Linked DNA regions of Mus musculus: regions 1 and 2 are each linked to region 3. A link is a loop called in an ENCODE intact Hi-C map of the cell type or tissue named here. Cell type or tissue: gastrocnemius. All regions are shown on one strand.

The links. Peaks named below come from ENCODE experiments on the same cell type or tissue, not always from the same donor. Only the 100,000 strongest peaks of a DNase experiment are listed, where the experiment ranks them.
Region 1: it touches region 3 in a loop (3-fold over the local background); 2 of 42 quality-filtered maps call a loop at or near these places.
Region 2: a loop joins it to region 3, with 2.5 times the contacts of the local background. A loop is called at or near these places in 3 of 42 quality-filtered maps.

The regions. Positions count from the first base shown.
Region 1 is chr5:91,602,499-91,610,498 of GRCm38, forward strand. The region is part of intron 2 of Parm1 (prostate androgen-regulated mucin-like protein 1); the gene reads left to right. Among named protein-coding and RNA genes, the nearest start is that of Parm1, 89 kb to the left of the region's middle. In gastrocnemius, no CTCF peak of the experiment used is centred here; a DNase peak (open chromatin) is centred at 4,940; H3K4me3 peaks cover 1,096 bases; H3K27ac peaks cover 6,956 bases.
Region 2 is chr5:91,760,441-91,768,440 of GRCm38, forward strand. 1700063O14Rik (RIKEN cDNA 1700063O14 gene) reads right to left here and starts at 6,860. Exons shown (of 3, transcript NR_045383.1): 1 at 6,837-6,860; 2 at 6,532-6,688; 3 at 5,802-6,112. It also overlaps the pseudogene Gm7832. In gastrocnemius, no CTCF peak of the experiment used is centred here; no DNase peak of the experiment used is centred here; H3K4me3 peaks cover 256 bases.
Region 3 is chr5:91,513,943-91,521,942 of GRCm38, forward strand. It overlaps Parm1 (prostate androgen-regulated mucin-like protein 1), which reads left to right and starts at 3,758. Exons shown (of 4, transcript NM_145562.2): 1 at 3,758-4,015. The coding sequence starts at 3,973. In gastrocnemius, a CTCF peak has its summit at 3,604 (motif pointing right); DNase peaks (open chromatin) are centred at 3,688, 4,722, 5,287 and 5,766; H3K4me3 peaks cover 2,404 bases; H3K27ac peaks cover 2,351 bases.

The DNA of each region.
Region 1 (8,000 bases), 89 kb after region 3:
CTAGCTGCAGAATAACTAGTTGGAAAATGGAGGGTAGCCCATCATCAATCAACCCATCAGCTTTGTCAGGAAAGATTCTAAAGTCTCATCACTCGGGAGTTGAGTCTCGACTATTGTGCTGGGAACATATGTAAGTGACGCTGAGTTGAGGATATGCCTGCTTGCTCAATCCTAGGAAAAACAGTATTGTCTATAACAGATGGTGTTTTTTACAGTGTCTTTCATTCATGGTTAGATGGATGACCTTCAAGGAGTAGACCATTGGCCTAAAGACGATGGCAAATTTTATGCTAAAATGAAAACATCTCACAAAGTCCGTGGAAGTGACCTATCATACACTGTGTAGCACATTTCCATACAGAGACAGTATGGAACAACTCTGAGGCAGGCTGCAGGGATACAGATGATGGTGCAAACCCCACCATCAGACTGTCTGGTTCGGCTCTCTCCAGTGCCTGTTGCTATATGAGGGACTCTGGGGTAAGAGTCTGAACATCCCTGAACACCATCTTCAAGATGAAGGCACACATGGAACTGTACCTATTCAGTAAGATGCTTATTAGCATGAAATATGATCGCTGAACCGTTGTTCTTCTAATAAGTTAGCAGTAAATTATGTCAGCTGATATTATTATGGTTGGACCCTTAATTTGGGGGGAGGGGGTGGCTACTGCTAGCTCAGATGCTTGTAGACAGTTTTCTTAGCTTGAAGACTGTTTATAAACCGCTTAAAGACTCCCAAAGGGACACTTACAGTGAGTGCTGGGTAATAAAAGCGCGTGGAAGTACCTGCGATCCGGACAATATAGAGAATGATAACCCAAATCGTGTGATAGAGAATCACTGCTCCCCTCGGAAACAGTGACACTTTCACTTGGGAAACTGAAAGGAATGGGGCTGAAATGCAGCTGAGCAGAGCAGTCTCGGGCCGAAGGGAAGCAAGCAGTGAGCTACAAGAGAAAACCCTGGTCCTGGGGCCCGAGGAGGCCGAACAGGAAGGAGCTGTACCCTCCCCTGACTTGCATCCCAGTTGGGAAATTAGTTTTCTTTCCAGAGACCCGAGTCTGGGAAACTTTAAACTTGGTAAATACAGTGTCTGAAAGCAGGCCTATGGGACCCGGGTGATTAATTACATGGGGAACAAGAATGAATTTAACTAATGGTTCTTAGGAGATTGCTGACTCCTTGGGATTACTGTAATTATGTTGATGTCATTGGCCTCAAAGCTGTTGGGACAAGTGACCTGAGACAAATGACCTGAAACAGTAATAATTAAAAACAATAAACAAGTGCATTACTTAGCAAAAGGGGAGAATTCTGCCCACCCCCAACCCCTGCAGGCAATATTCAAAGAGATGAGCTGGGAGTTTGAGACACCCAAGCTGGTCCCTAATAACCCTCATTCCCTGCAGACTGGGTGTGGAGCTAACCCTCTGGTCAACTGAACGTGAGCTGTGCTCCCGACAGCCCTGGAGTTGCTCTGTGGCGATCAGCTTAGACAGCGCTATGCTCTGAGAACAGTGGATCAGCAAGACCATTGCTATTCTCGGAAGCCCCAGGTAGCTCGAGTTACAAATGTCAAAAGTGAGCTGAGACTGAGCGATCGAAACAGGTAGTTAAAATAAGTTCCAAGCAAGAAGGAGGTCTCATTTATCTTGGAAAAAGACTGTAATTGTAAGTGAAGTGAAGAAACTTTAAAACCATAGTAACAGAGAGCCGCCCAGAATGGTTTCATTAATTGCAAGCCTGAGCTCCAGTGAGTGCAGGGCTGTGTTCCCATGAGAGAATGAGGCTGGAAGGAAAGAGCGTGAATCTGGAGTTCATGCTTTTCGGCATCCTATCCAAGATTAACATTTCTGCTACTGGTTTTTAGCTGTATGCTTTATGCAGAACAGTGTTTGTTTATTATTTATCGGGATGGTATATGTGTGTGTATATGTATGTTTGTGTATGTGTGTGTGTGTGTCAGTGTGTGTGTATTGTGTATGTGTGTATGAATGTGTATGTGTGTGTGAGAGTGCATGTGTGAGTGTGTGTGTGAATGTGTATGTGTGTATGTGTGAGTGCATGTGTGAGTGTGTGTGTGAATGTGTATGTGTGTGTGTGTGAGTGCGTGTGTGAGTGTGTGTGTATGTGTGTGTGTGTGTATGTGAGTGAGGAAACTAGAGGTCAGAGTCAGTTCTCTTTCTCAGTCACTCTCCATGACTTTTCAAGACATGGTCTTGCACTGAAGCTGACGACTACCTACTTGGCTTCAGTGGTTACCAGTGAACCAGGGATGCACCCATCTTCTGCTTCTCTGGCACTGAGATTACAGGTGTGCCCAGCTGTTTAATGTGGATGCTGGGAATCCACACTCAAGTCTTCCTCGTGAGGCCATGCCTTAACTGACTGAGCCGTCTCCCTGCCCAGAACAGAACTTTTAGGAAAACTACTCTCCGAACCAGATCCCCAAATGATGTGAAGTGTGAAAGTACAGTTGTGACCCGGGCCTCCAGGCTGAAGCCAATCTGCCCTCTTGCCCAGTTCGCCAGCAGTTGGGTAAGAGTAGAAAGGAGGGACAACACTCCAGATAGATAACAGTTGCCTAGTTTGGATCAGTTGGCTTCGTACCCTGTGTCTGAGCAGATGACAGAGTAAACCAATGATTTAAAGGTTTGGAAAGAGTCTGGTGGAGAAAAGGAAGAGACAAACTTAGGTTGTATTCATTAAAACACTTCTATTGATTTTCATGCAAATCATATGATGATAAGGAACTGTCTTCCTTATAGCATAAGTACTAACAAAGTGGGATTAAAAGCAGCTCTGAAGCTGGGGAGATGAATCAGTTGGTACAGCACTTGTGCACAAGCATGAGGACCTGAGTTCAAACCCAAGCACTCACCTAAAACAAAGGGCACGGGGGTACATGTTTGTAATCTCAGTGCTAGAAAGGAAGAGACAAGCAGTCCCTAGGGCTCACTGGCCAGCTAGCCTCATCTAATTATTGCACCTCAGATCCAAGTGAGAAGAGACTGTCTCACAAAGCAAGGTGGACACCTCCTGAGGAGCCATACCCAAAGTTGTCCTCTGACTTCCACATGCATACATGAGCAGACGCGCACACACATATACATATGAACATGCACATGTCTCCATACCTGCTCTGAAATTAGTTTTTAATTAATTAATAATAAATTAGCTATGTTTCAGAATAAATCAGAATTATTTGGTGAATTACTTACTTTAGGCCTAGACAAATCAATGAACCTGGCTTGGTATTTCTGGCTTTCAGGGACTTCCAATCAAGAGCAGGCAAGACCTGTGAACTTGAATCATCAGCATAGCATACATCTCATGGTGATATCTTGGATATAAATATGCAAACATGTATAACTACCCACAGCTAAAGATATCAACTACACCAAAGTAAAAGAAAATATCTAGAAAATGGGGTTCAAGATAGTTCTATCCTTTGAGAGGACTTCTGGTGGGGATTATATTTAAAAAGTTTCTTGATAAACAAACAAAACAAACAAACAACAACCAAAAAAAAAAAAAAAAACTGTGTGCCTCTTCCCAGAATGCTCCTGGGGTTCCCACACCTGTCTAGCACCATTAAGATCAAATACCACCCCTTCAGAATTCTCTGAGACTTTTTCCTGGGCATATAGAACTTTTCACAACCTCTTTTAATTTCCATTGTGCCTTCTTATGGGTTCTGCGGTGGTATAAATATGCTTGGCCCATGGGAAGTGGCACTATTAGGAGGTGTGGCCTTGTTAGAATAGATGCAGCCTTGTTGGAAGAGGTAAGTCACTGAGTAGGTGAGCTCTGAGGACTGCTAATGCTCAAGCTCCAGGTTTCTCCTGGCTACCTTTGGGTCAAGATGTAGAACTCTCAGTTCCTTCTCCATCACCATGTCTCCCTGGACACTGCCATGCTTCCTGCCATGATGACAGTGGACTGAACCTCTGAACCTGTAAGCCAGCCCCAATTAATTGTTGTTTTTTATAAGAACTGCCTTGGTCATGGTGTCTTCTCACAGCAAAGGAAACAAAAACTAAGACAGCTCCATTTCTGTGAATCATGTGACCTTGGTAAAGTCACACCACCTCCTAGTTCATGAAGTAAAGAGATTAGCTATGCAGATATCAGTTTAACCCCTCTCCCTTTGTGCTAGTTCACAAAACAATTCTGTGTATTCTTCTCTGGCTCTAGAGGCAGAAGGCAAGGATTTGATCCTTTTTAGATAAGACATTGGGTCAGGGTGCTTCTGTCTCCAGCCTGTTGCTGACCCAGAAATGTTAGCTGTCTGTTCTTCCCTAGCTAGCTTCTACCACACACCTTCATTGCTGTCTCTCCAAATCCTGCTCACCCAGAGAAATGATTCATTCTCTTCTCAAAACTTGTTCCAATTTTTCTAGACCCACTTGTCTGCTAGAGGTAGAAATACAAAGTTTGGCATTGCCTACCTCCCTATCTGCCAATCCAAACCTGGACTCTCCTGTGTGACTCCCAGACACTTATGCTTGTCTCTGCAAGCCACTGGCTTGATGTCTCTGTATTCCACATTCCTAGATCAAGAGGAAATCAAGAGTCAATCCAAAATGGCTCTGTGAGACCAAGGAGTTCATTCAATACAGCCTTCCAAGCTTGTAAAACCAGTGCCAAGAACCCTCTTATTTTTAACTTGCTATCCTGTGACTTGTGGCTGCGTCCTTTTAATTCTCTTCCTAAAACACACACATCACCACCAAAGAAATGCCAGTTACCATACATGCAGGCTTATTTACTATCGAGATATTACTGAGCTTTGACTCATCTTCATAGTGTCTATAGGCAGACCCAGACTACTGCACAGTCCTGAATTGCACTGTGATTCTTGAGAGCCAACAGAGAGCAGACAAGATGTCCAGAGCAAAGGCTGTGACTTGGCACAGCTCTATAGCCAAGGTGGCAGGAACAGTAGCAAGCAGTGTAGATGCCAAGCCAGCATGTCCTGTAGCTGGCCCTTCTGGTGATCAACATATTGTGGGGCCTTACACCTCTGTCCTCAGTTTCTCTATCTGTAAAATGGAGATAGCAAAAGTATTTAGTTTACAGAGTTCTTACGAGGGGTAAATATACTAAAATGCTGAAGCTTATGGACTTACGAGCAGAAAAGCATTAGTTGCTATTGTTTGTACTATTGTTGTTTCTTACTGTTATTATCATTGTTATTAAGAAGAAGGATGTCACTTCTGTAAAGATGAAGAGCCTACCGTAATGAATGGAAATTCAGACACATGCGGTTCTGGAACTAAACCCTTCCCCCCAACACATTCCCAGACAGACACTCTGAAAGAGAGAGAACTCAGGGCAAATTGTCCCTCTCTTCCTGATGACCTTGCCTGAAGGAGCTGCTGCACACTCTGGAGTGGCCACCTGTTCCTTTCTATTTCTTCCTGACTTTCTGAACCAGGAAGAAGGAAAGAAATCATGATAAGACTGAAGAGCCATTGAGAGAGTTGTTAGCAACATTTCTTAAATACGGCAGAAGTGTGTACATATACGCAGAACCTTGGTCAAGTGCTCACACATATTAACTAAACACTCTGTGTGGCTCACGTGTCAAACAAACAGTAGCCAAGCACTTATCTTTTCCTCATCCTCCGACACTCCTCCGTTGCCTGCTCTACTTGCTGTGTTCTCGAACAATGCTTGTAAAATCACTAGTCGAGTTTATTCACAGGATGCTTAGCTCTACCCTATCTGCCCCAGCATTCTCACTCTGGGTGCATTTGGCAAATATTCCCAGCAAAAAGCTCAAATGAAAGGCTCCTTTTGTATTTAATTGAGGTGGGGAGTTCTCTACTAAGAAGATTCTAAAAGTGGACACTTCTGAGCCAACTGATACAGGAGGCAGCAAGGACATTTGTAGAGCCCTTAAGTTTGAGACAACAGCTCACACATCTGTAGTTTAAAGGCATGGGGAGTGGGCACCCTTGAAATGTCAATTCCAGGACTGTCTCTGAGCATTGACAAACAGAGTAATGGCTGGCCAGCTCTGACCTGGGGCAGGTCCTTCTAGGAGTTTGCTACACAGCTCAATTCCTAGTCTAACCAGTTATTACTAAATTAACTTCCTTCCAGTCAACCTAGTAGGTCATTCATAGAGTGTCGCCATTAAATAGTGTGGAGGGTGAAAGTCTAGGGTGGTGGAGCAGAGACAGAGTCCTAGAGATAGGACTCCAGGATGAATAGGTGTGAAGCTTGTGTTCAAGAACTTTCTTAGTACAGTGACTGGGGTCAAAACTTCTGGTTATCATGATTCTTGTCAATAATGCAATTAGTGGTTCTACACTGAAGGACAGTGTTAAGAACCCACTGTGGGCTAGAGACTGCACCTGGTGCTCAAGGCTTACAAAGGATGGGAGGAGATTCAAGACGGATGTGATTAGAATTTGCCTAGGGTAGCTTAAAAACACAATCCAGTGTTAGAAAAAAAAAAAAAAAAAAAAAAAAAAAAGGAGACACGGAGATGCAAGAACATCCAGACACAAAGTCAGGTATTCAAATCATCTGGGAAAACTTCTCAAGAAGCATTGGTATGTAGTTATAAAGGAAAAAAAAAAAGAGGGTGGCAAAGGAACACGCCAAAAAGACAAGTCTGTGGAACAGGCTATAGGAAATAACTAGCACAGTAATGATTAAAAAGCACAGGGCAAGTGAAATAAGCCTGGGTGCAGATGTTAGCTCCATGATTTACCAACTGTAAAACTTTAATCAAGACCTCAACTGTTCTCACCCTCGACTTCCTCATCTATAAAATGTGTGTGTGTGTGTGTGTGTGTGTGTGTGTGTGTGTGTGTAAGTCTATTCGGCTTGTAAAGAGAGTTAAATGAGAGGTGTAACCTTCATGGTCAAGAGCTGGCCCAAAGTCACTGCCTGCAAAGGATAAGAGCTGTGAGCCCGTTTATTCTCATTCTGGGCCATTATGAAAGTCACAAACAGGGGACTCTGAGAAATCTCAGACTTTAGGGGTAGCAAGAAATTTAGGGAGGCTTTGGTGTTTGGCTCTTCAAGAGCCCCTTGGTTAGGCAGAACATGTTGGCACAGTGCAATATGCTGGCACAGGGGGATATCTTGAATCTTGGCTTACACAATATACAGATAAGTTTCTTCCAGTTCTCTTTTAAGGTCTGCCCATCCCAGAGCTTTATGGCATGAGTCACACCTGGTCTGAGAATAATGGGCCCTGAGGCGGAAGAACTAAAATGCCAGCAAACTTCCCCATAGCCCTTCCCAGGACAGCCCAGGAGGTCCTCTGCCTTCCCTGTAGGCAAAGCTATCCCTGAAACCACACCTTCTACCTTTTTCTTCTTCATGCCCCATCTTGGGAAAAAAAAAAAAGTGAGAACAAGATGAGAAGGGGAATTCCAGGTTAGTTTAAACAAAAGTCAGGGGGCACAGCATCTGTTTTCAGAATCTAGAAAAACAAAGGCTTTTAGTTGCCACAGAACACAGTGCTTGCTTTCTGGGGCTTAGAGGCTGATACACAGGCACGCACACTTGCATGAGCACACAAATCCCGGCAGTAGGTGGGGCTTCTCAGGCCAGACCTGACTGGACCCTGAGGCCACAGCTGCTAAGGGAAGGCTCAGAAAACAGGATCTTCTGGGCTCCAGCTGATAAAGATCTACTTCCAGAAGACTCCAGCTCCTGGGGTAAGAAGTGGAGCTGGGAAGGGTATTGTACTCCCTTTGAACAGCCAGTTGGTGACAGAAGAGTTCATGAAAAGGTCCCAAATTTCAGCACAAACTATGTTACCTCATACCCTTTGCCTCATACTGGTAGAACCAACCCTCTAAAGAACCATTTATCCAGCTTCCTCCAGAAGACTACCAGGTAAAATGTCACATTTAATCTCCATCTCTGATAATAAGGATGAGGTCACTTGTGGTCTGGGATAGGTAGCCTTTAAGACGCCCATGAGGAGACTGGAATAGCTCCTGGAGTTGGAGAGCCACCATGAGCCA
Region 2 (8,000 bases), 250 kb after region 3:
CACGGTTAACAGTTAAGTACATTTAAATAATGTATAGGAGGCCACACCACGGCAGCACTGATAACTAGATAATCATCCAACTAGGAACCAGCCAACAATGACTGTCTAAATATTTAAAATACAACTCTTGCTTAATCATCCTTTCATGATCACCTTCTGGGAGGGGTGGGGAGGGGGAGCCTGCTGGTCTCATGGAAATATATTAAGGCCAAATCTTCTGGTATTCGTTCCCAGAGGTTTCTTTTAACTGGATTAAGCCTCCAATTCCAAGGCAAGCCCAAGTTTGTGGCCTCCAGCATTAAAGCTCTTCCCGTCTACCAGAGCAGATAGTGTAAGCTTCACACCAGGCCTCAGAGTCTGAGTATAGCCCACTCCAATTAAACTAGAGTTGTTGACCTTTGCAGAGATAGAGGCAGTAGGATCCAACCGGTATTTAGCTGCAATGCCAAAACGAGTGCAGTTGGTACCTGATGTCCAAACAAGGTTTACTGAAGTGTCAAAATCTTCACATACTATCTGATAAATTGATCCTCCAAATTCTGTCCCATTATTTACATTTGTGTGTAGCTGGAAGTCCCCAGTCCTGTAGCCGACTGCAAAGTTACTCCTTGTCAGCTTTGACTTGGCACTGACAAAGTCATTTGGTACCCAGCAAGCCAGCCCTCGTAACCAAAGACAGCTGATCCATGGATGGCAGGTCCAGCAAAATCAAAGTCAACATCACAGCCAAGGTTTATACACTCCCTCTTGTAAGCAGACTTGATTTTACCACTTTTCTTTCCTGTGTTCGGTGAAAAGGTGGTGTCAGAAGTCAGTTTCAAACCTTGACAAATCTGGTCTTGAATTGCAATCTCTGTCCTCAGACTGTTATCCGTGTTCCATTTCTCTGTGAAAGTCAGACCATACTCACACCATTTGTACTTGGTCTCCAAGGTCCCGCTAACTTTACCAGTGTCTGTATTAGATGAGCCAGACGTTGAAAATTCCACACTGCTGCATGACCTCGTCTTCACATCCAGCTTCACCAACCCAAAGCCAAATCCTTTGTTGAAGAATGTCTCTGGCAACATTGCCGAGGTCAGCATACAGTGGAGGGATACACATCAGCCGTGGGCATACCGGTACACAGCACTCAGCCCTGATGAAGTCGCGGGGAAAAGGTGATCTGCGGGTGTCCTGAGGGGCACTGCCGCCACCGCTCGGCTCGCAGCTGAGGCCACTCCGCTATCTGGAAGTTGTGCTGCCTGTTCTTTAACTTTTAAAAAAATATGGAATAAAATTGTGAAATTTTATTTGCCTTCTAATAAAATATCTACTCTGGTTCTGAGTTAGCTTTGGTTATTTTCCTCATTATGGCTCGTGTTTCCCAATTCCTTCTATACCTAGTAAGCTTTGTTTTAATGATAAGGATTGCCAGCATTTGCTTGCTGGGTGGTGGGAAACTCTTTCTCCTCTTATTTCTGATCTATGCTTTGGGGTGAAGTTTTGTCACTTGGAAGGAGTTATATCTTACTAGGAATCACATTTATTATTTGCTGGGCAGGTCTCTATTAGTAACTGGCCAAATTATTATCCACCCCTTGGGAAAACTTTCTAAGTATTTACTTTATGCTTTGCAAAGTAAGAATCTTTTAGTCTGGATTTTAGAAATTAATAGCATTCCTGGACCCACATGAGAGCCTAGGACTGTGCTTTTAAATCATTTTAGTTATGTTTCACTTTAAGGTAGTTCCTTGCACAAATACAATGACCATCAGAAGTCTAAGTTCTCAGGCGAGATGCTCCCACTGGTCGCCATGGCTGTCCCCCAGGGAGCTCTTACTCTTTGTCACTTAGCCCTACAAACTCCAACATGGTCCCCCGAGCTCTTGGTACCAGTTCCTTGACTTAGCGAGCCCATCAAATTCTGTCCAGGTCCCTCCGTTACACTATTGATGTTCTGTCATTATTAGCTTTGCCCTTAATGCTCTCAGAAATATTTGGATCAGACAGATTCTTATACTTGCAGCATGATCAACAGTCAGAATAGCATCGTGACAACATTCCCCAATGTCCCCAGAGTGACATGATGAGAAGCAGATGTGAAAAACTGTTTTCTGTGAGCAACAGGCTCACCAGTAGGTAAAGGACACAAAAAGCCATTCTCTGCTTGTGTGCAAAAGACAAAGGCGGTTCCTTCTTTTTCCTATTTCTGAGAGAACCCCCTTGGAAATGCCTTAGCGTAACCTCCTGGAATGTAAATAAATCTCCCCAGAGAAAAGATAATCCCAGTGTCTCGAATTTTACAACTCCGAGATGCCTTCAAGATCCAGGACTCCTCCCCTCTGAAGATATAAACACATATCTCTGGAGTTAGGTAAATCCCTCTGGAGTTTCCGTCATCCATTGAGTTATAAATTAGTGTCTAAGATTTTCCCCCCCAGGTTGGATCCAAGGTTCAGTCATATTTATTCAGGATGCCCTAGTGTAAAGAAATACAAATGCTTTCTCTGTAGTCTCACAATTCTCCCTGGGCTCTGGCCTGGAAACCCTCAAAAGAAGCTACGGTGCTTGGGTCTCGGCTGCTGAGTTCCCTATTATTCAGGGTCGTTGTCCTTGGTTGTCTCGTGTCCAGGGTCTTACACACTGTTTTCCTTTTCTGTGGTGTGACTGGTTATCCGAGGTAAAGAGGAAATCTACTTCACGTTACTCCATCGTTGGTGGAAGCCAAAGTCCTCCATTGCTTCGCATCTGTTTGCCCTTGATTTTCCCTTCATTTGGCTCAGCCTTCATCTAGGTCCTTCGGCGTCTACCCATGCAGGTTCACATCTGCCACAGTTCAGATGGCTAACATGTCTGTTTTTTGTGACTTTCCCATACACACTGCTGAGTGTAGGGGCTCTGCCTAATAAACACTCAGAAGCCTATTTCTCATACAACCTTGTTCTGGCTCAGTACTCCTCTCTGCTCCAGGTTTTCTTGATTGCTCCTGAAGAGACATAAGCCACACAGACAGACCATGAGGTGAAGAAAGCTGGGTACCAGATCTCTAGCAAAAAATGTTTTCACTCCTATGAAGGAAAATAGTGGGGGGAAATCGCATAATCCCCCAATTATGGCTTCAGTTACACTTATTTGACAGTCAAAATGTTAACCTTGGGAAAATAGAGTAGCTTGTCCAAGATTGCTTGGTCAGACAGTAGATGGAGCTTGAAGATTCTTATGGGACAATAGAAGGAAGGTTTGTGGGTCCTGAAGGGCATAAGAACTCCACAGGAAGACCAGCAGAGTCAACTAACCTGGACCCTTGGGGCTCTCCAGCAGCCAACCAACCAACCAAAAAACATACACGGGCTGGACCTAGGCCTCCCCACTCATGTGTAACAGATGTACAGCTTGGTCTTCAGGTGGGTCCCAAGCAACTGAAATGGGGGCTAGCCCAAAAGCTCTTGCCTGTGTGTGGGATGTTCTACCACCTGGGCTGCCTTGTCTGGCCTCAGTGGGAGAGAAAGTGCCTAGCCTCAAGGTGACTTGAAGTACCAGGGTGTGGCGGGTGTGTGTGTGTGTGTGTGTGTGTGTGTGTGTGTGTGTGTGTGTAATACCCGAGGGAGTGGGCATCAGCTCAGAGGAGAGGGGGACAGGGAGGGGGAAGGATTGTGGGAGGGAATGACCAGGAGCGGGGCAGTGAGCAGGATGTAAAGTGAATGAGAAAAAAAATAAATTAAATTAAAAAAAAAGATTGCTTGAGATTGCAGAAGTAAAAGTAAGAACCATGATATCTTAGCTAGTATGTATTTTTTAAAACAAAATCATCTTATTTAACTAATTTATAACTCCTCCACAAAAGCCTAGCTCTGTGTTTTTTTTTAATCTGTATGTAATAAAGTTGATTCAAAACAATTCACATTGAATAGAGTTGAATTGAATTGAATTCAGTTATAGAAAGTGAAGAGAAAGGTTATCGCTGACATTCCAGTGATGAGGGGGTTGATGTGACCTTAGCTACAATTTCTTCATGGAGAAGTAAATTGTCTGCATAGAGATTCTCAGGACAGCGTCAGTAATCCATATCCATGTATTCCCTCCTCTGACTTGCCACTGAACTCACAAGTATTTCACCGATGATCACGTAATTCCAGATTTGTTTCCTCTTGGAAAGCAAAGCAAGATATTGAGGCTCCCAATAAATATCAATTAGTGACTGTGATGGAGGTTGCTGGATGGTTTTCTTCCTCCTAATTGCTGTGGGAGACCCTTGGCAACCGTGAGTGCCCGGATTGAAAGCCTTGAGAAAACCTACTTCAAATCTTGACGTGGTTAATTAGCACTGCCAGGTGTTGCCATTGTGTCCCAGTTCCAGACGCTTTGTGATCATTAGCACATATTCAGGGGCACGGGGACAGATACAGTTTCCTCTGTGAGTCTTTGATGCATTATGCCAGGCTGAAATGAGACGTGTCAGGACAGCACGTCTCTGGGTCACCCTCCTGGCCTCCCCTTCCATCAGATGGAAAAAGAGAGCAGGCTCATTCAAGCGGACTTCCAATATCCGTGTTAGAGAATGTTCCTTCCGCTTGCAGAACAACAATTATGGCAACATGAAGGAAGACCCGCACATTAGTGTCTGGTTTCACATTCTCCACACATGAGCACACACTCCTGAGGACAGAAATCCTAGATGATACTAAACAAACTTGTGGATAAGTCTTTATACATGGATTTTTAAATGTCCTGCCTCTGTAGAAGCTAAGTACTTTGGGGTACGTGTTACCTTTCCTGAACTTAATCCTTGACCAGACTTCTGTCACCCTTCCCAATTACCATAGGGGAATGTGCACATGAGCCTGGGGTCCAGACTCCTACTTGCATGTAAGCACATGTATGCAGGTGTATAAACACACATATACACACACGTATACACACATGTGCCCTACATGATCTTTAAGACTCTAAGAAGCCAGATTGTCCAGTGAGTGAAGATGACACCTGACGAATGTGTCTAGTGTTCTCTTAGCCTTCCCAAATCACCAGGGCAAAACGTCTTACAAACAAAACTACCAAGAAATCAGGCTCCTTGCTATAGCTTATTCACCCTGATCTTAGACGTTTTTACAGAGGCTCATCCTAGCCATGGCTTCTAAACTCCACCAGTGTTTTTTAAAGCTCCAAGCCCAGTAAGTTTTTTACCCAGCAATCTGGCCTCCCACTAATGACATAATCCCCACCCTTTCTGCCTTTCCTCTTTAAACCAAGAGCCAGACCCTCTTCCAACACATTGTCCTTCAAGGTGTTATAAATCACAGCTTTGTCACCTCATAATCACACAAATGACCCTCAGATGTGACCTTTTAACATATCTGCCAGGCAAGAGGGATATTCTGAGCTATGAGGAAAGGAGCTTGGAAGTTGGAGGGAACGGTGCCCTTCAGTCCATAGTGGGGACCTGGCTAGATGTTTTTTTTCAGGAGCAGGGTTCTATAAGCTGATTGACAAACATAAATCACAAATTTCAAAAGGATCTGAGCAAAGAAAATATAGAAAATCAGAGGTGGACCACTACATTCAATTTGGGCAGATGAACTGCTCCTAAATAGAATTCACTCCTTTGCTAGAGAAACGAAGTCCAGGCTATCTTCCCCTACTCTTCTGTCCCCAGACAGGAGTTTACGGATAACCTTAGAATCTGGAGACCATCCCTTCCTCTTCCCAAAAATGAATGGAAGAGACGTCAAAAAGCTGAGTTCTGAGTCATAACCATCGTGCATCTGGCAATGTAAATAGTCGACTAACCTTTCTGAGCCGTGGGCTCTCATTTACAAAATGGAGATAATGATGCCTTTATTCATGAGGTGCTGTGTGTAGCCCTCTGTGAACTCTGAAAGGTTACATAAATAAGAGGAGCCTTCAGTATAATGATCCAGGCACATTTCCAAACCGCCAAAGTTAATGTCAAAACCTTAGGAACCATGTGCTAGTGAGTTACGGTGGGGGAAGATAATCCTGCTAGCCTGAGGAAGAATACTTCTCGCCATCCTAAGAAGACAAGAAGAGTCTTCGTGCGCAGAGACACATCCTGATCATGCCCCATCACTGCTTTGAAGAGTACAGTCCCTGGCGTGGTTTACTGGCTGAACTGAAGAAAATAATTATGGCCAGAAATGAAATAGAAATAGACTTTTTTTTTTCAATATAGCATCCAACCTTGCAGAAATGCCTGAGGTGGGAGGGTGGAAACTGGGATAAGGAAGAGGAAAGAGGGAGGGAGGGAGGGAGGGAGGGGGGGAGGGAGGGAAAGAAAGAGGAAAGGGAGAGGGGGTTAGACAAGAAAATGCAGAGAGAGAGAGAGACAGGGACAGAGACAGACAGACAGACAGACAGACAGACAGACAGACAGACAGACAGAGATGCTTTACTCTCCTCTAACCTAACCCTGCACCTCGGGTAAAGTAGCTGTTATTATGATTGCTTTCATTTTCCCGCCAGGCTTATGGTCTGTGGAATTTGCCCAAGGTGGTGTTAATAACATGGACAGTAACCCAGATTTGAACTCACACTCCTAGCATGCCTTTTCGATTCCTTCTTTTACTATCTAGATTAAAACTAATCTTTCCAGATGTGCGACAAATCTCCAGTCTTTCGTAGGTTTCTGAGACGTGGGGTGTCGGAGGCTTCTACACTCTCTACTGAGGCTCCAGCTGGCTCTGACCTGCTGATTAAGGAAACCCAGGGCTGATTAGTTGGGGAGAGGTAAAGCCAAATTGTATTCAAAGACAATATCAGCAGGCGCAAGTAAACAGTATAGGCAAGCGGCAGGGTACTGGGGTCAGCGCACAAACGCTTGTGAGAACAATACTTACACATAGTAGGTCTGGTTAAACTGAGTGGTGGACTGTCTTCAATCGGATACGGAGGACCGCAGCAGTTAAATCAGACTCCCAGGCACTAAAATCCCACAGACAGAGCCTAATTGAAAATCCCAGAGGAGCCCAATCGAGTTTGGTCAAGGAAAGCCTGTCACACTCATAACATTCCTCTTGGGACTTCAACCTCAGAGCAGCCCCAGCCTGCCCAGAAATTCCAGTCAGAGATTTCTTTTTTAGATTTCAGAGATACTTAGAAGCGACTTAAGTTTAAATTTAAGCAGTTTTGTTTCCCAAGGACCGTGAACGGTTTCTCCAACGTTGGGTCCTGCCTCTACCTCCCACCGTGTAACCCCGTGCGTCCTCACCCATCCTGTCTCCTCTTTCTCCGATTGCCACTTCCTCTTCTCACCGGAAATGCTCCTGAAATGTTCCACATCCTTTATCTCTGCAGTCCCTGTCGTCCTTGTCTTTCAGGCGCTCACCTTACCCCAGGTGATTCATCTAACAGATTTTCCTGATCAAAGACGGTTCCCTCCCTAAGTGAAGTTCAAGTACAAGCTCTTAAGCTATGAACTTTTTCACATCGCTAGCCGTGCCTTTAATACGTGTTTATTCCCCAGAGGTAAAATGACAAAGTGGCAAACCATGAAACTGCAGAGGTGTCTGTGATCACGTGAACTCTGGCACGGCTAAACCACTCAAGACTAATTAGCACTGGAAATCGCAAACCCGGAGCTCTGTGATTATTATCAGATTTGCATAACTCATCATAATCTATTATAAATTCATTATAACAGGAGGTCTGTTCTCTTCCTCTCCCACCCCCGCCAAAACATTAAAATATTCTGCTTTGGAGAAGAGAAAACAAGCCAGTGACATGACAGTATGTGATGTTTATGGAAAACTACCTTCTTCACCCAGATACTCTGACAGCTACTCAGGCCAGAGATATCCAGCACAAAGCAAATTCACTCCAAATGCCAAGACCAGCTGCTTTACCGGAGCCTTGATGGTTTGTAGATATTTGTTTTATATTCCCCATCAATCCCTTGTTCCCAGTGTGTTCCCCACTCTCTTGACACATTTTTAGAATCGTGATCTATATTTGTACATTAACTTTTTTCATTTTCCCACCGCTACCAATTTTATGCATGAAGC
Region 3 (8,000 bases):
ACAAGATACTGGTCCTCTCAGAAATGCTAGGGGTGCTCTGTAACCAGCAGAACCAATGTTCAGTGATGGTTCGTTATAGAACCAGCTAAACAAACACACCTGAAGTGGGAATTTCTGGTTTTGTTGGAGACTCAGTTGTGTCATGTGACATTTTTCTGGAGACTGTCTTATGAGAGGAGATTTTGCTGAAGCAGACATATGAACAGACACGTGGTGTTTTTCTAGATGCTGCCTGGTGAAAAAGCATGTGATGTTTGGAAAGAGTATAACTTGTCATGACTTTGTAGAGAGAAATACAGCAAAGAACTTCTGGTGGTATTCCACTATTTTGTCACTGCTGTGGACTGGTGCTGGTTGGTGAAGGCTCAGAGTTTCCTCTGAATCGGAGCTGCTACTGCTGATTCGTGTTTGGTGTTTTGCTGGTAGACTGGACTACTGACAATAAAGATTGGAATCACCTCAAAGAACTACTTCTAAACAGGTCCACAACCCCTGTTTCCTAGTAACCTTTCTTTTTTCTCTACCTCTGGTGGGTGGTGGGCTGGAAGGGAGGTGGTTGAAGTGTTAGAGAACTATAATTAAAGTAGGTTTTGAAAAATCTAAGCCTACAAACCTGTGCCATTTCTATGCTACCTTGCTTTCATCTATAACAAACAGCAAAACTATATTTAACCAGAGAATTGTTTTTAATAAATATATTCATGGATTATGATTAGTAAATGTTTGATTTATGTTATATATGTGGGGTCACATAAAACTTTCTTTGGAAGAAAAAAAAAGAATTTTGAGCCATGCTATAGACAAAGTAATATAGTGTCACTTCTTAGCATAACGTTTAAATGGTGCACCTAATCTTTTCCCTTCTCTCCTCCCCATCTTACTAAGTATGTGAGCAGATGTTCATATACTGGTATAACACAGGGTCCCTGACAAGCCTGTCACTAACCTGACTTAGTAACCTGGAGCTGCAGGAAACTTGGATGATAAATTACCTGTTACTGCCTATCGTTTACTTGTTTCAGCAGTAGAACTTAGTCTACCCCGGATATTACAAAAAATCTATTTCCACAGCCAACCTTAAGGTCTAGTGAACAGCAAACATGCTTTGATTAAATTGATCAATTTAAGTTTTAATTAGCCACCAAAATGAACGATTTTAATAAAAGAAATTATTTCAGCTCAATTCCAATACAATTAAAATCCTTGGCAATCATAACCGGTTAGCATGTGGGAATCAGCCAAGCATCACCACAGCAAGGTTAGAGGGCACAGGCTTTGCACACTAGAGAGAAGTTTGTTGTATTTCAAATGGGTAAATTTTTCTGTAATGTCATCTTCAAAAACCTTTAGATCTGCCAGAGTCACTAACTTAAATCAGTTTGTATAAAGAGACCAGTGACCTTAGATGAAATGCTTGACAGTGGGGAGAGAGAACTTGTAGAGCCCACCTCCAACAGAAAGACTGGCCATCAAGTAAAGAATGGAATTGCTATCCCACAGTCAAAACTCTGACCCATAATTGTTTCTGTCTGAAAGAACTGCAGGGATGGAAATGGAGAGGAGCCTGAGGAAAAGAAGGTCCATTGACAGGCCTAAAATGGGATCCAGCTCAGGGGGAGGTCCCAAGGCCTGGCACTACTAAGACTATGGAGTGCTCACAAAAAGGGACCTATTATGAGTGCCCTCTGAAAGGCGCACCAAGCAGCTAAAAGAGTCAGATGCAGATATTTGCATCCAACCAATGGACAGAAGCTGCTGACCCCTATGGTTGAATTAGGGAAAGCCTGGAAGAAGTTGAGAAGGAGGGCGACCCTGTAGGAAGACCAGCAGTCTCAACTAACCTGGACCCCTGAGATCTCTCAGACACTGGACCACCAACTAGGCAGCATACATGAGCTGATATGAGGGACCCAACATGTATACAGCAGAGGACTGTATGCACCTAACTCTCAAGAGACTGGAGGCCCCAGGGAGTTTAGAGATCTGGTGGAGGGGAGGGGGAGGTGGTGACATCCTCCTGGAGACAGGGGGATGGGGAGGAGGTATGGGATGGGGCACAGTCAGAGGGTGGGCTGGGAGGGGAATAAAAAAAATTAAATAAACTTTTTTTTTAAAAATTAAAAAGAAGAGCACCAGCCTTAAAGAGTGTCACTACCAAGCTCTATCCATGTGTGGTTGCAGACTCTGTGACAAGCAAAGCCCAGATGTCCACAAGCTTCCTAATCACACAGGTTGGCTAGACACGGGAAGGACATGAGGCCAGAAGGCTTCCGGGAATGTGTTTAAGACTCTGCGTCTGCCAGTTCTTCTAACCAGGGAAGCAGGAGAGGCAGTTCAGCTTTTGCTTGCAGTATCGTTTGCTTCCTATACCGACAGGAATCAGTACATGTATAGAGAAGAAGGACAATTATGAGCCCAGTGTAGTCTATTGCGAAAGTACTGCCAAGATCTGGGAGTGGTGCTGGCGAGGTGAGGCTGAGAATTGGCCTGGCTGCTGCTAAAGTGATGAACCCAGGCTGAGAGAGAGCGGGTCCTGTTACAAGATGGAAGACGACACACCAAACGACAGGAAAACAGTTCTGCAGAGCTGCTGAGGGCACCAAATGTTCCAATGCCTTAGGAAGGGTCCCTTTTCTCTTACAACTGTCAGCTCTAGTGACCAGGGGCCACCAGGTTCAGACTGCACCAAGCTGAAGGATGTGGCATGCAGCCCGTATGAGGACTATGAATGTCTGAGGTGCAGGGGGCGCAAAAAGAATGAAATGAAAGGCCAGGTCTGACTCCACTTTGGAGAAGCCCTGATCTTTGGGGAGGCATTCAATATGGAGAAGGAGCCCCCGGTGAAAAAGATCTGATTACCCTTCCCTAACTATAAGGCCTGGGCAAGCACTTAAACTTAAAGTTACTTCCTACCCAGAAAATGAGGATACTTGCCTGTATGAGGATACTACGGGAAGTAAATGACTTGGGTAGTATGTGAATGTACATTGTCCAACACATAGCCTATTGCCATTTCTCAGAAATTATTGTTATCTGTTATTATTGTTTATTAGCACTAATTATTATTACATAAAACTTATTTTATTATTATTATTACATTGTTTTCATAGGCCTGATGTACAAACAATTCTTACAAACTATATGAACATGACACATTCCTTAATTTCTAATGCCTTTGATTTCTTACCTGGGAAATAGTAAGGTTTATGTCTCTGGGTTAGTAGAAGGAACTTTAGCATAGTAACTAATCAGACGGCTGGTTCAGTTATCTGGGGATCATATATATCACCTGATAGTGGTATTTCTTCTGGCTAGGAAGTTGAATAGGCACCAGGAAGTGCGGTGAGAGTTTAATGTACACAGAAGGCTGTTTGCAGAAATGAAGGGAAAAGGTCTTCATCCCATACTTGGAAAGAAATGTGTTGATTCTCTGAGGTGACCTCGAGGTCGCCTCTCTAAGGGTAAGGAGTTTTCATAAGCGACCTAACGGCAGGGACCCACTCACACTTTGTTTTGCCTTAGCTTCCAGGACAGTGCAAAGCTCCCTGAGCTGTGGCTGAATCCACTAAAAGCTCAAGTCTAGCTCCCGCTGTCCAGCAGAGGCCGCTCTGGGCCGGGACTCCTGGGACCTGTGCGCCAGGAGAGAGAAGGCCAGGGGGTGGCCCTGTCCTCGCAGGAGGGCCGGGTGGGAGGGGTTTGGCGACGGCGCAGGCGGGCCCTGGGCTCAGGCAGCTGGGATGGAGCAGAAGTGCGCCTGGCGCCGCAGGGCACACAGCTGACTCTCCGCGCCACCTCCACTTCGCCTTGCGCCGCCAGACACCGAAGCTGCCTGGACTCGTCGCGCCTGGCGTCCCCGCTCCTCCCGTAGCCCACCCGGTCCGAAGAGGAGCTGCCGGTGCCCCGAAGCACTTGGTCAGACCCAGGAAACTCTTCTCTAGTCGCATCCAGCTCGGTACCGAGCACCAGAGTAATATGGTCTGCAAGGTGCTCATCGCCCTCTGCATCTTCACCGCAGGTACTTGGCGCGGTCCTAGGAAGAGCGGGGCATGGGGGAGGCAGCACAGGGTCCGGCTGATGGGAAGAGGGGCGACACCAAGAAATAAGCCACCACTGGAGGGTGGTAGGTCTGCAGGGGTGTGCGCACTTAGATTTGAGGTGTGCGGTTTTGGCAGTCCTGGAAGGGAGGGACGTCTGGGTCTTTGCTGTGGCATCCTGGGCCCCCCACAAATTCGTTCTCTGTGAAACAGGTGGCCGGCTAGCTGGCGCCTTAGAACACAGAATTCCGCACGGAGAGGAAAGGTTTCTGTGGTTTCTCCTTTGCTGGGGTCTCCGGGGAGCACCTGCTACAGCCCCAGACATCACTTCTTGCCAGTGGTTTGTCCGGACGTGGGATACAGAGGCCAGGCAGGGGTCCGACAAAGCTGCTGCTAGGAGGGCTTCATCATGGAGTGCGCTCAACCCGACTGGTTAGCGCTCTGGGACTTAGAGGTCTCTGGAACTCCGGGCGTCCCTTTTACTTAGGCTCAGGGATGATGCGGCACAAACAAGTCACAGGGGCAGCGGCCCAGGTTAGGGTCAAGCTTATGATCATTGTTTGAAGATTGCAGGTCTACTGTGGCCAAGAGCCTTCCAAAACTGTGGCCCTCTGTATGAAACTAGTAACTTGGGTAAAAGTAGGATACACACCCCCTTTTGCCCCATCCGGGTCTGTCTATCTATCTCACCCGGGTCTAGGGACTACTTGCAACCACGACCTTGGGCATTCAAGCCAAGCCGACCCGCGGGCTGCAGAGATGAAACCAGGCACCACCTTCTGGAGTTGGGTACCTAGGTTTTTGTCCAGGAAGAACGTAGCCCAATAAGGACTATGGATTCGGGACTATACTCGGGGTCTGAGGGTGGGCGGGGGAGAGTAACCCAAGAGAGTAGTCCGGTCTGTTTATCCAAGAATGCCCCGAAGCCTCCTAGTACAAGCTGATTGGAGATTCAAGCTTTAGTCCGTGTGTTTCCCCTCTTGAATTGCCTGGGTTCCTGTAAATGTGCCTCCCCACCCCCACTCAAGGAAAGTCACAACTCCTTGAAAAGAAGCTAGAAGCTTCCCTGGGGCTCTCAGAGGATAAGACAGTTTATGGGAAAGTTTCCCAGCTGAGCCAATAGCCTGATGGTGTTTTCCCTACATGCTAATGTCTGAGAGAACCTTTCTGCTCCGGGATCTGCAAGGTCTGGAGACCTGCCTGCGGATCTTTCTGGAACATTCGGCTTCCGTGGCGCAGCCCTCTTGAGAGAGGAGCCCTTAGATATGAAAGTGCAATAGCCTTCTCAGCTGGATTGCTGCCAAAGGTAGTTCCCTGGTCCTCAAAGGATAGATGTTTACAAACGGATGCGGAAGGGAACCCATTCAGGAAGCCTAGAAAACATGCACTTGGCTAATGGATAGATTTTGTTTGCTGAATTGATTTTGCCCCTTTATCCATTTATTTATGTATTTATGTATGTATTTATTTATTTCCTTAATATTTTTGAACATCTCTGTTCAAAATCAAAAGCTGGCAAATCAAAAGCAAAAACGGATTAATCCTAACAAGAAGCTCGAATAAGATGATTTACTGACTAGCTGACTGACTGATTGATTGATTGATTGATTGATTGACTGATTGGCGCATGCTTGATTGGTTGATTCTCTAGTCTTACTGTTCAGCTGTTTTCTGCTGAGAGACAAGCATTGCTCAATCCCCTCCCCCAGAGCCAGGTGGCTGCTGTTTCAGAGACTGGTTGAGCAGCCCCAGCTCTGTGCCCTCCAGGCTTCTAAGTGGGAGCAGAGCCATCAGGGTCATAGGCTGCTGTGGCCGAGGAAGACTTACTGCCTCTTTTTCACTACTTATGCACATTGCTGTCCCATACAGGGAGACAAGAGGCTGAGAGCAGCTTTCTCTGAAGTTTGTGAATTTGAATGAATATTTCCGTGGACAGTTTGTTAATAAAGCTGCTTACCATAAATAGGCTGGAAAATCATGTAAAAATTATCATAAATAGCTCCTGAGAGTCTCTGCATTCCAAAGTAAAGGATTTTCAGGCTGACATATTTTTTTTCTAGAAGGCTCTGGATAACAGCAGGCACGTTCTGGCAGCTTGTAGTGGGGCTCTCATGGCAAGCTATTCACCAGAGGATGCCCCCCTCCCACCCCCACCCTGCCGCCCCTGTTTTCTTTTCTCTCCAGCGTTAGAAGATTCAGAAAGAGTTGAGCAAACCCCTGAAACTGACCGTTGATTGGGCCAGAGACAGTGTTATAGCAAGGCTTTAATTTTTAGCTTAACAGATCCTCGTTTGTATGCATAGTGTCGTCGTCCAGTGCATACAATGGGCATTTAAAGATATGCGTGCCTTATCTGCAGCCTTGACAGGAGGCAGCTCAACATTTGTCCCCTGATTTACCTTACCTGGGATATACAGGAGTACCACATGTGAATTAAAGTCCAGTCCTGAGTCTCCAAGGTTTGGCCAAAGAACTATCTACACAGGGAGGAAGGCGGGAGACTGCCATGTGACTAGTATTCTGTCCCAAAAGGCTCCTCTCTGCATTTGCTTTAGCTCACTCCACTGTCATGGCTGCCCCTTGAAGCTGGGTGACCCCATCCAAAAATAATAATAAAGGCTTAAATATATGAGGTATATAGATAGATACATTCAAATGTTTTTTTTAACACACTTAAGAAAACAAAAGAAATTCATTATGTAAGAACAAACAGTCCCCTATGTATAAGAAGCCAGTGGTCTGACTTGTCCTGCTCTGGGTCTGCACTGCTTACCCTAGCCCTGGATCAGGAAGGCAACAATGCACCCCATTCCCAGACACTCTGAAACACTTATTGGTCCTCTGGTAAACAAGACCAGGAGAGCTAGAGGTATAGTCTGTAATATCTCTCTCTCTCTCTCTTTCTCTGTCTCTCTCTGTGTGTCTCTGTCTCTTTCTCTCTGCCTCTCTCTGTCTCTCTATCTCTGTCTCTCTGTCTCTCTGTCTGTCTCTGCCTCTGTCTCTGTCTGTCTCTGCCTCTGTCTCTCTGTCTCTTTGTCTCTCTCTGTCTGTCTCTGTCTCTCTCTGTCTGTCTCTGTCTCTCTCTGTCTTTCTGTCTGTCTTTCTCTCTGTCTCTGTCTCTGCGTGTGCATGTGCGCGTGCGTGCGTGCGTGCGTGCGTTCGTGTGTGTGTGTGTGTGTGTGTGTGTGTGTGTGTGTGTGTGTGTGTGTGTGTTCTGGATCCATCAGCCCTCTTCTCTGGATGACTAATGTCAGATAATGCTCTTTGTCCACACAAGTCCTCATGTGGGTCAGTTTGGCAGCTGTATTACAAAGATATTGAAAATGGAGCCTCCTTTCCAGGAAGGTTTGTGAGAGATACAAGGGAGAGTTGCTTGCGTCCCTTTCACCTGAAATCTGGTCACAGTGAAAGACGGGGCATCTTCCTGTTTATGAAGAGACCTGAAAATCACAAGCTCTTTATGTTGTCCTGTGGCACAAAGATTTTGTGGGAAGCAGGTAGACTCTGCAGCCTGACTATTTACAGAACCTACCTTTGTTCAGGGCAAGTCCTTAACCACCTGTTACCTCCTTATATTTAAAATTAGGGGAGGGGATCCCCTTGTAAGGTGGAGGCAAATGTTAACTGCCTGAGCCTACCTACAAGCATCCAGCGCTGGGGACATGAAAACGCTCGGTAATGTTAGCCCTCGCTCCTATTAACCTTAATAAAGATAACAATATTCAGCACTGAACATACAGGTCACCCCCTCCGAAGGCAGAGCTGATGTGTTTGCACTTGAACTATGCAGATCACAGACTGCCACTAACGTGCTAAGGCTGACTGTTCCAGCAAACTCAGTATGCAAACTGGGAAGACAGTCAACTGAGCCACTTAAATGCCTAATTTAAAAAGGTTAAGAATGCCTTAGTTCAGACATAGCACAGTGATGAGGGGGGAGGCGCGGGGGGGGGGGTTACAATTAAA